2 separate regions of the Mus musculus genome follow, and region 1 is linked to region 2. A link is a loop called in an ENCODE intact Hi-C map of the cell type or tissue named here. Cell type or tissue: left cerebral cortex. All regions are shown on one strand. Links, peaks and the distances in the headings refer to the core of each region. The heading gives the core; the rest is flanking DNA.

Region 1 (5,906 bases), core at 1,759-4,258, 330 kb after region 2:
CTCCAGGAAATCAATGCCACCCCTGCTCTCTCTAGGTGGAAGCCCTTTTTGAGGAGGACAGTTATTTTCATTCTAGCCTTTCTAAAATTATGTTTCATATAAAGAACTCAACTCTAATCGATGTGGTTTAAGTCAGTTCAAGTCACCTCAGTATCATTTTAGCCATTTCAATTGCCATCTGCCAGACACATGCTACTTGGCACAGTAGCATACTTGGAAGAAAAATAGATTATGAATAAAAATTAATTAATTAATAGGCTAACAGAGGTGACCCTTTTGAGAAATACAGATAGCTGAGTACTGACATGCAAGTGAGCAAGGCCTTTACAGAATAAGATAGGTGGATTCTATTTGGTTTTGGGAGCAAAGTTTAGAAGACTTAGAGATACTGATTTTAGAGATGAACCAGTCAACAGAGTAGAATTTTGTCAAAAATGTATAGATTGGGGTTAGCCACAGCAATTTTCAGAATTACTTTCTGCTGAGATGAACACAGGCTACTTATTAGTTAGTGGGCTATAAGTGGAGCTCCTGAAGACCTTAGTTTTCCCTGAAGACTTCTGAGGTTATCAACAGGGCAGCATCTAAAAAAAATATAGTTAAAGAAATGTTTGAAGACTGAACATGGCTGGTAGACTCGCTACTTTACATTTCAAAATGATCTCCCGAATCTCAAAATTCAAAGCCCTGGTTGATCTTCACCCCAGCGAAGAGTCCCCCTTTCTCTGAACTTGCACTGCTATGAATTCTCTTCACACTGATGTTTTCCTTATTGCTTCTTCCAGCATTTGTCTTTCTCTCAGAGACCTGGCCCAGTCATCCCTTTATTGCCTAGTTCATACACTCAGCTTCAGACACTGTTATTGTTCTCCATCAGCTCGTGCTCTCTCGACCAATTGAACTCCAAATGAGTGAAGAAATTACCTTCTCTGAGTTAAGGTTGCAGACAATGCTTTTAACACATGCCAGCATTTACATGGCCAGATTCTGGATATATACACATACACATACATATAACATATAACACAACATATAACATATACATATACATATATCAGTGTGTGTGTGTGCATGTGCTTGTGCATGTGTGTAATAATTTGTGGGAATTCAAGTTTCAGATATCCAATTTTAAAGAATATATATATATATATATATATATATATCACTAACAATTATTATTATTTTTAATTTTAGCTTTTAAAAATACATTCCTAGGGACTGAAGATATTATGGTTCATTGGTTAAGAATGTATACTGCTCTTGCAGAAGACCAGAGTTTGGTTGTCAGCACCTACAGTAAGTGGCGTACCTGTGTAATTCTAGATCCCAGGATTCAGCCCTCCTGGCTTCTATGGGTGCCTACACAGGTACATATCCAGACACACAAATTAAATCTTTAAGAAGACAACAAAAATAAAATTGCTTTCTCTACTATTTCCATCTCCTGTTTCAATTAGGACATCAGTAAATTGCTTCACCTGTATATTATGTGTCTTTAGGTATTTCTAATCGCTTTAAAACTCATTTTGCTTTAAGCAGTTTGAAAATAACATGCTTAGCCATATTTCTTAATTTTCTTTATCTCATTTGATAACCAATGGGCTCTTTAAATGTCTGTTTCTATGTTTGGAAGTTTGAATCAATTGAAAATACAAACTTTTTTCTCTACCCAAATTTTCCTCTTGGTCTCTGTCTCTGCTGTGTGTGTGTGTGTGTGTGTGTGTGTGTGTGTGTGTGTCTGTTTGTGTGTATGTGTGTGTGTATGCCATATGCACATGTAACTGAGGTTGCAAATGTGTGTTTATGCTCATGAGCACAAAAGCTAGAGGTTGATATCAGGTGTCTTCTTCAATTATTTTCTCTCTCTCTTTTTTTTTAAAGAAGGAGTCCATTACTGAACCTATCCTCACAGCCTATCGAACTCCAAGTGTGCACTTCTCACCTGTCTCCATCTCACCACAGCTAGGAGTGCAGTTGCTCCTGAGTTTCTACACAGGCGCTTAGGACCTGAAGCTAGGCCATCATGCTTGGGTGACAAACACTTTAGCAGCTGAGTCATTTACCCTTATTCCCTCTCTTTCTCTATACAGTAATTATTAATCAATTCATATTTATTGCTTTTACACAGGTCCCTAAATCAATTCATTTTTATTTCCATTTTGGTAAACTTTTTTTTTTTTCTGAATTAGGTGCTTCAGATTTCTTCTTCTTGTGCTATACCACTGGTGAGATCCAGGAAAAAAACAAAACAACAACAACAACATGCTTAATAAAGGTGGTAAGATTAGGGAATCCGTGTTCCCAAAGTTAGGAATAAGCAAAGTAATTTATTATTAAATATAATTGAGGATTTTCATAGATTCTCTCATTAGTTTGAGATTGTTCTGTGAGTACCCGTACACACAGAAGTCAGAGAAATTGGATTGCCTGGGGCTGACTTCTAGGAAGATTTTAGCCATCTGACTTGGGAGCTGGGAAATAAAATTAGATCCCTACAAGAGCAGTCTGAACCCTTAACTTCTTAAGCCAAACTCTTAGGTTCCTAGAGTAATTTTTTAAGGGTTCAAACCTAAAAGGGAAATTAGTAAAATACTAGATGTCTCTCTGGACATTAGCCACAATTTGATTATCATCTTACCACCCACCTCATCCACTCATTTTAACCGTCCTCATGATAGTCTCTAAGTCTCCTGTGGCATCATTAGGGATCAGCCTGCTAGCTCATGCAGTCAATTTACTTATTTGAAAAACATTTTGAAATTCTACAGCAATGTACATTTTAATGGATAAATAGTGAAGTATGCTCTTGGATTGATGCATCAGAAATTTTCTTCCAAGGATCACACAAGCATTGGTAAAGAAATAAATTGTGTTGTCAGGAAGAACACAGAGGTTGTTTTCCTTGGTTTATAAGAATGATTTTTTTTCTTTTTTTGAGATAGGGTTTCTCTGTGTAGTCCTGGCTGTAATGAATTCTGTGTTTAAAAATAACAGCACAGTCTGCCTGAGCATCATTTTTCCTCATCTTTTCTCCTCAGATGTGGACCTTTCCGAGGTTTGTTACTCTAGTAGTTTTCCCTTTTCAAATATCCATGCCTGTGATATTTTTCAGATAAATCCCCCAAAACACAATGTGTGTTGGACTTTAATTAAGGCGGATAACAAAATATTCCTTTTAAATCGATGCTTCAGAAAAGTGCATATCCTGAAAATGTATGTGTATTTATATACCCTTGAAGAACTTCCAACATGTACTCTGTAGGAGACAATCATAGCAATGGGAAGAAAAAGAACATTTACAAATGAGATTTCTTTAAAAACTTCCATGCTATTCTAGTTTCTTTTTCTGTTGTGAAATAATATTCTGAGCCAATGTCACTTAGGGAAGAAAGACTTTATTTTTCTTATACTTTCAGGTTATAATCTATCATTTAAGAAAGTCAGTGTAGAAATAAAGGCAGAAATCATGGGGGAGCTACTTGCTGGCCCACTCTGTCATATGCTCTCTTGCTCCCTCACAAACTCATGCTTACCTAGCATTTCTATCAAGACCAGGACCACCTGCCAAGGGAATGGCACTGCCCACAGTGGGCTGGGTCTTTTACATCAATGAACAGTCAAGACAACAACCCCTCATTGGCATGGCCACAGATACACCTCTTTCTGCAATCCTTCAAGTGAGGCTTCTCCCTTCAAATGATTCTACGCTCTATTAACCAAACCATGGAAGATCACCAGGATATAAGATGTAAGATGAGCACATTTTTTTTTTGACAAGTGGTTTTCTGAACTCACACTTGAAGTAACCAGTAGACATGTTCCCATTTGCAATATGACTTTATGTTAAACTGAAGTCAACATCCTGGCCGCCTCATCCTGTTTGACTGAACAACCACAGTAGTTTTCTCTATTTATGTTCATATATTAGTAAATACTGCCTTGGGGTGGGTTTAAGAACAATGGATTTATAATAGAAAGGTCTTCTATCCATAATTTTTAGGTTTGCCACTTTGCATTGCTACATGGCAGAACCTTCTTACTCCAGGACTCAAAGTCATGTCTGATGATGTAGAGGAAAACCAGCAGGTAAAATTTTACCAGTGATAGTGATGGTGGCAGGCACAGTTGTAAAAGAACTTTAAGCTTTATTTCAGTCAAGTTTTATAAGAAATTGGTATGACATTGTAATAGTACTACTAAAAATAATACAGTCTTATATAAAAATTTTGAAAATATGTAAAAGTCTCCAAAATTAAAACTCCATAGGCATCAAGAACATTCAAAGTTTGGTGAGTTTTACCATGTGTTCTTCCAAGTCTCTGCAGATACTCACAAATCAGCAGGTTACCTGTAGATTACTAAAGGTCACCTTTGCTAGTCCTGGAATGAGACCAGATCTTCCATTCCACAAAGTAGTTTCTAAAACTCTTTTTTCCTTATCCAAAATGGGGATCTTCTATAAAAATAAATATAAGCAAGCAATAATAATTAATGAAAAATATAAGGGGTCCTGAATTTGAAGGAGTGCCAGGAGACATGGATGACAAAGTTTGGAGAGAAGGACAGGAAGAGATAAATGTAATTATATTAAAATCTCAAAAATAAAATGATAAAAAAGAATTCTCCTTGATATGAAAGTGAGTAAAAAACTTACTTTTTAGCAGAAAATTGAGGGAAACTGGATTCAGGGTATCCTCCTCAAGAAATGATCGCTTTAGCCTATGTCATCATTAACTGCCATTTGTCCTAGACTTTATCTGAGGATTTTCTATAAAATTGTCAGGTGGTTGTGGATATAGAGGATATGCAGTGCTGAAGGTAAAGTAGGGTTGAGTCCTCTTTTACTTCACAACATGTGTTTCCTGCTTTCTCAGAAATACAGGGAAACTGAGGTATCAAGTTTATTGATTTATGTATTAGGATAAAAAGGGAGGTGATAATATCTGGGATGCATAAACATTGGTCTATATAACAAGCATCTCTTCTGTCCTTTGGAAGCCTACTGTTGCTTTTAGACAATTGGGAGTGACGTCTGAAGACTTCTTGTCAACTATTCAGTATAGTGTGATCTAGTAGCACTCCATACTGATACCACTGCTCACCAGTGGAGGCAATTATTATTCAACTGCTGTGTGTGACCTCTTGGCTATTAGCCCCTTAATTACTCTCCCCAAATAAGAACACATGAACACACACACACACACACACACACACATGCAAACACTGTTCTACATCATTACAAGGGTCTTAGGGTCTTAGAGTCACAGTGTCTGTGGTAGCCCTGGTGCTCTGTGAGGATAGGATGGCATGCTTTTAACTCTCTGTGATACAGGATATCAAGTTCATTTCATTCTGCAGTGTCACAAGCCAACCATATGAAAATTGTTGCCACCTCCTTTCCTCTGACCGAATCTTCTGGCTACAGGATAGACAGGCCTCCTATCACGCTAATGAGGAAGGTTTGTTTTGGGCTGATTTCATACTCGTTCTCTCAAAGTTCCCTTGATGCTAAGTCCTACTTAACAGTTTACTTTTTCTTCTTTCTAAAAAAAAAAAATGATAGTGCTTTTCCTGCATAGACATGGGTGAGAATATTTAAAATTTTACGGTTTCCTTTTCGTAAAACTACAAACTGTCTTTCTTGACTCATTTTCTCTGTGAATATGTATGTGGTGCCAAAAATTATATTTAAGCGACTTGCTTATTGAAGTAGTACTGCAATTTTCATGCTTTTAACTCGAAGGCGTTTTGAGTTGGTGTAAAGGGCTTAAAAGCCCTGGCAATGCTTTCTCCTCCACAGTCTTGCTCTCAGTTGCTGCCTCAGATTTTGAAATTCACCTTCCTTCTGATGTGGAGAGGAAAAGAGGCTGGGTCCACTGCCTCTGACTTATGCTTGAATTGAGAAA
Region 2 (5,906 bases), core at 1,674-4,173:
GACCATATAATTTATTCTGTAGCATGCTCCATGTGCTGATGAGAAGCCATGTTCTGTAGCTACAACACAGACTATTCTAGAGCTGTCTGTTAGGTTCCTTGATGGAGGGTGCACTTTGATCTCTACAAGTTCTTTAATGATCTTTCTCTTTGCATGATAGGTCCCTTGCTGAAAGTGGGATTAAAGCCACATGGTGCTGTTGTACCAACTGATTTGCCTTTCCCTTCATGTTTATTAATATTTGCCTGACATACTTAGATCCTCCATAATCACATGCAATTAGAACTTCAATTTGTTTTTGGTCAGATGATCTTTCTATTGTTATATTGAATTATTTTCTCTGCCTCTTTGTCCTGTATTTGATCATAAGCTAAATTTATGAGAGGTAAAATCATCTAGTGTGCTTTCTTCTGGACTCCATTTTTATAAAATGTTTGACCCCAGCCTTCACCTTCATTCATGAGTGTCCTTGCAAATGAGTTTCTTACAGACAACAGACGGGTCTTGGTTTTGATTTCCCACTCATTCATCCACTCTAATGTTTTTCATAGGATAATTCGAGCCACTAACTCTGAGGGTTCCAATCATACCACAGCCATCTTGTCCATTGTTTTCCAGTCTTCTCATGGTGTGTTTTCTCTGTCACACTGCCCTTATCATTCCTCATGCATACTTCCTGTAGCAGTAAATTTTACAGTCCATTGCTTTACCACTGAGCTTTAAACCTGGCATCCAGTTCTCTATTCCAAGTCCTTGATTATTTTTTAGATTTGTCTATCATTAATTGTTAATTTCTGGTTATCAATGAGGCTCACATAACAGGCTTTAAAAGCACTGTGTTCTCTTCAAACAGTGTCTCACTATGTAGCCTTGGCTAGCATGTGTCTGCCTCCATAGTGCTGGGATTAAAGTATGCTGCACCATGCATTTTTAACTGACTGTATTTATTTATTTTAGATTTATCTTTTGTTTTGAGGGTTATGATTATATATAACCTGTTCAGTCTTTGTAATGTTACTTGCATATATATTTTCAGCATGGAACATTTGATATCGGATAAACAATTGGTGTGCTTTTCCATTAGAAAAAAAAGATTTTCCTATTCTCCATTTCTCTTGGTTGCCTACAGTTCTTTTTGTAGAGTTGAGGCCTTGTGGTCTTTTCTCTGTGAACTTTTTTGTGTCTATTGTTGTTTTCCATGCTTGGCTCATGTTTAGGTTCATGTTTAAGGATTCATCTTGGTGAAACTTTATGGGTATAGCTTCTGACATTACTAGAAGATAGTCTAATAGCAAACTACCACTGCTGCATTAGGCTTATCATGACACGTGGGTAACAGGATATCTTTTTAAACAATAGCAACCTACTACAATTATTAGGAGCAAGTAAGCAAGCAATGGTTTCTTTGTTCTATTTTGTATTTTTTCTGTGGCAACAACATCTTAACGTATTAATATAATTTAAACAGTTATTGATGTCTTTGTTGTTTACTCTCCATTCTAAAGATATGATAGGACATTCTCAACTTTCTTATATAATTACTCTTGCCTAACAGTTTTATATTTCCAAATGTTTTGTTTGTTTGTTTGTTTGTTGTTCATTAATGGATTCTTCAGGTGTAAAATTCCTTCCAGCACTTATATAACAGTTATTATATAGTGCTTCTTATATAACAGTTATTATATAGTGTTTCTTATATAACAGTTATTATATAGTGTTTCTTATATAACAGTTATTATATAGTGTTTCTTATATAACAGTTATTATATAGTGTTTCTTATATAACAGTTATTATATAGTGTTTCTTATATAACAGTTATTATATAGTGTTTCTTATATAACAGTTATTATATAGTGCTTCTTATATAACAGTTATTATATAGTGTTTCTTATATAACAGTTATTATATAGTGTTTCTTATATAACAGTTATTATATAGTGTTTCTTATATAACAGTTATTATATAGTGTTTCTTATATAACAGGCTTATATTCTCCCAACTCTTGTTTGGCCATGTCTTTACCTGTCCTATATTTTTAAAGAATAGCTTTTCTGGATGCACCATTCTTAATTGATAGTTTGTTCTTTTTAGTGCTATAAAAATCACATGCCTCTCTCTCCAAGCCCCGATGTTTCCTGCTCAGAAGGACATTGTCAGTGGAATTGAGCCTCCTCCATATGTTATTTCTCCTCTTCTGTATCCTTGAGACTCTTCTCTTTGCCATTTAACTTTGAAAGATTGATTATGTCTTGGAGCAGACTCAGCTGAGCGGAATATGATTTGTAACTTTTAATCATCCCACACATGAGTGTTTGTATTCATCTCTGAGTTTGGGAAGATTCTGTTAGCTTTCTCCTTGCTGTCCCTGTTGAGGGCCAGTGCCCAGTGTCTGCTCTTCTCATGCTGCACTGATGATCCTGTAGGGTTTCTTCATCCATTTTTGTTCTGCAACCCCACCATGCATCTTCGAACAGCACACCATTTAGTCCTCGACTTTTCCCATCCTGTTTCATCTATTGTGCTAGTGCCTTCTCATTTTTTTTTTAGCTTAAAGATCTGTTTTTAAAATTTATTTATTTAGATGTCTTTGATCCCTCTGTTCAGTTTCTGAGTTATTTTCTTCAAGTTCACCGAGTCCTCTTTACAGCAGCATTTAAAGTCTCAATTCAAGTGTTAACTCACATTGGTGGTGACTTTGCGGCTTCTGGTAACTTATTTTGACTTTCCAATGAGGTCACACTTTCGTGAAATCTCTTGACTGTACAGCATTGCCTGGGCATTGGAGGTATCTACATGTAATTTTAGATTTCATAATTTGATTTTGTTTGTGCTCATCTTCCCAGAAATTCTAAGCAGGCTCTTTCCCCTATTCCTCTCTCCCCCTTTCTAGAAACTCAGGGGCACTTTTCATTGTTTCAGCAGAGTGGTGCCCAAGTCCAAGGTCATTGTCTACTCTTGGTGTGCTGCCACTGTTTCACCACTAGAGGGCAATCAAAGTCTAGGTTTCTCATAAACCCGAAGTTGCTCTTGTTCAACAAGAGTTGGGGAAATAGCATAAAAGGGTAGTGCCTTCCTCTCCCAGAGGTTCATCTGTAGTAACAAGCCCATATAGTCAGCCGTGTGTTTCCAACTGGCTCATGAATGAGGGACCATCTGCAGCTTCCTATGTTATTCCTCTGTTCACCAATACTACATCACACATTGAGCCCATTGCTCTCTGAGACAAGCTCTGAGGACAGAGCAAGGATCACATTGCTGTGAGCTTCCTGTTGCTAAGGTGGTTTCATGGCCAGGGACAACTGCAGTCAACAACAGGCTAACAAAAGTCAAATGGACTAAGACCACATGTATCTCCCACTAATGCCGATGCTACTCTAGAGGCTTTGTGGGAGGATATTGGTTGGGAATGGAGACTTCTGTGATCCGCCCAGTGCTAGAATTTACCACTCCAGCATTGTGTTCTAAGGCTCAGCACCCTGCTACGTCCTACCAGTGAATGGAGACCTGCTTCATGGTGTGCTGGGTAATGCTGTGGTCGTCACCCATCGGCGGGGTGGGCATTAAACTGGATTGTGTCTGAGTCTCATACCAGCAAGGAACTACATGATCGTCGAGGGGCACTAGGTGTACACCATGGGCCTAAACATGAGATTGTCTCGCTGGGACACAGTTCTTTGCCTGGAATAGGAAAGACTAAAGTCTCTGCCTTTGTGCACTGGCCTGGGGTTATCTTTGCTAAGTACAGTTGGGGAATTGGTCAAGAGCCTTTTTTTCTCTTTTTGGCTACTGAGCATTGCAAAGGCCCTATCACACCTGAGTCCCACAGCTATGCATAGCTATGGAATGTGAGGATTGTTCCTCCATCTCCATTCCGAGGGTTACTGGTTTGGATAAAGGTGGGGGAATCCATCCACTACAGGTACCAGGTTCTTTTTTGCTCTAAATGAGGAATGGAGCAGAGATGCAGAGCTGTGGCAGAATCCAGGAGCAAGTAACACCTTAAGTGTCTACTCTGGAGTGTGGGTGTTGGTATGATAATCAGCCACACTTTACATTCTGATACTCACAGGGTATTTCTTAACCTTCTTCACTGTCAACTTACTTCTCTTACATACTAATCTTTCAGCCTTTGTGTAAAGTATCCCAGACCTTACTCTACCATATTCTATGTCACAGACTGGCAATACAGTTTCTCCCATTGTAAATAGGTACCTGTGTGATGTTTACGTAGGTATGGAGGCTCCCTCTGTGTGGTAATAGTCAATGCCCTTTGGCTATTTCCTAGTGTGGAGTTCTCATAGTACTGAATGCATGATGCAGTCTTGTGTTCATTTTTATGTTTTGTACCCAGTAAGACAGTCTTTCCCCTCATTCTGCTGCCTAAGGTTGAAGGCCAGTTAGGTGGTAGAACCAGGCAGGCACTATTCTAATGTGACTTCAATGGATCAGTTTAGAGCACTGTCCCTGGGGTTTGGGGTAAGTGGGGGTCCTGTTCAGCACTGGCTTTCATCTTGTTATACCTGGTAATGGGATTCAGGACTCAAACTCCCTCTTCTGTATACATGGGGCATCTCTCTTCAAACAGGACAGCATTGCTGAAGAGTGGAAAGACAGCCCTCTCTTTGGACTTTTTTCAAGACATGTTTCAATAGCAGACTGAAATAGATAAGACACTGTTTTCACACTCCTGGCTTCACTGTGAACAGTAGTGTGTGAGTAACTATGCAAAGTCAGGAGACCATAACTGAAGGAGCATAGTCAGTGACCATGTTGTTCTACACCCTCTAGGCTACCTAATTTGCATAGTTGTTTCTGGGAGTTAATTTCTGGATAATCCATTTCCTTTGGGTGTAGGCTTACAGTATTGCCACTGTCATGTGACTATGTTTCAGCATCCTTCAACATAGCAGTAAAGGTTATTGTCTACCAGGCTCAGGCCACTACCTAAAATTAACATTGTCCCTCTTTTTCTCCCTCTTTCTTTTGCTAGCTCTCTCCCTCCCCTCTCCCTTCCCTTCCTCCTCTCACTTTTGCCTATCTTCCTACTGGAGCATGAAGTGCCCTGAATTGTAGCTCCATGAACTCTGAGATCTTGACTACTATACCATCTGCTACAGTTTCAACAGCTGGAAGAGGCCTGTCATGTAGGAGACCATCTACTGAGAGCTGCTTAGGAAATGGTTCCTGGTTGCTTCCTTCTGCCTCTAAAATACTGTAAAGCTCTATACAATACATTTTTATTCTAAATGGCATACGTGACTATTTTCCATAAAACAAAGAAAAAAGTAACAACAATAAGAATGAAAAAGAACCCTCTTTGGAGTCTCTTTCCTAGTCTATATTAAAACATAGGAATATATCTAAAATACTAATTTTTTCTAAAACACATGGTCCCTATACTGTACTTTGTTGGGAATTGATCAATAGGCACATCCCATCCTTACATGGCATCTCTTTCACAGAGTAAACATCTTTCACTCCATAGCTGATGCTGTATTTCTTTTCTCTCCCATCTCATATTTTCAGGATTTGAGAGCAGCATGTGACTCTTGTTACCGGGGAAATCCACTGTTGTGGTCTGCTATGGACTGTGTTTTGCTGTATTTGTGCATGTGGGAAGATGAAACCTAGGTGAGTTGGGTGGAAATCTAACCCCACTGCTGGGCAGAGGGAATCAATAAATCAATATAAACCTGTATGACAGTGTTCCTTTGTATCAAAAGGAGAGGGGAAGAAACACACTTTCGGTCTAGAAAGAAATCCTAGATTGGGATACACAGAGAAGTTTTAAAAGGGACTATATCTTTTGTTGGTGATGGTGATTTTTAATAAAGAGTACAATAGCAAAACTGGTTTGATCTTTACTTTTCCTGGAAGAAGTTTCTGGGACCGAGTTGCTGTATGT

Evidence for each region. A loop is a pair of places that touch in the nucleus more often than their neighbours do. Peaks named below come from ENCODE experiments on the same cell type or tissue, not always from the same donor. Only the 100,000 strongest peaks of a DNase experiment are listed, where the experiment ranks them.
Region 1: it touches region 2 in a loop (2.7-fold over the local background); 2 of 42 quality-filtered maps call a loop at or near these places.

The regions. Positions count from the first base shown.
Region 1 is chr13:25,894,306-25,900,211 of GRCm38, forward strand. No RefSeq gene overlaps it. Among named protein-coding and RNA genes, the nearest start is that of Gm11351, 69 kb to the right of the region's middle. In left cerebral cortex, for the core only: no CTCF peak of the experiment used is centred there; a DNase peak (open chromatin) is centred at 3,122.
Region 2 is chr13:25,559,879-25,565,784 of GRCm38, forward strand. No RefSeq gene overlaps it. Among named protein-coding and RNA genes, the nearest start is that of Gm34122, 200 kb to the left of the region's middle. In left cerebral cortex, for the core only: a CTCF peak has its summit at 2,979 (motif pointing right); DNase peaks (open chromatin) are centred at 3,021 and 3,961.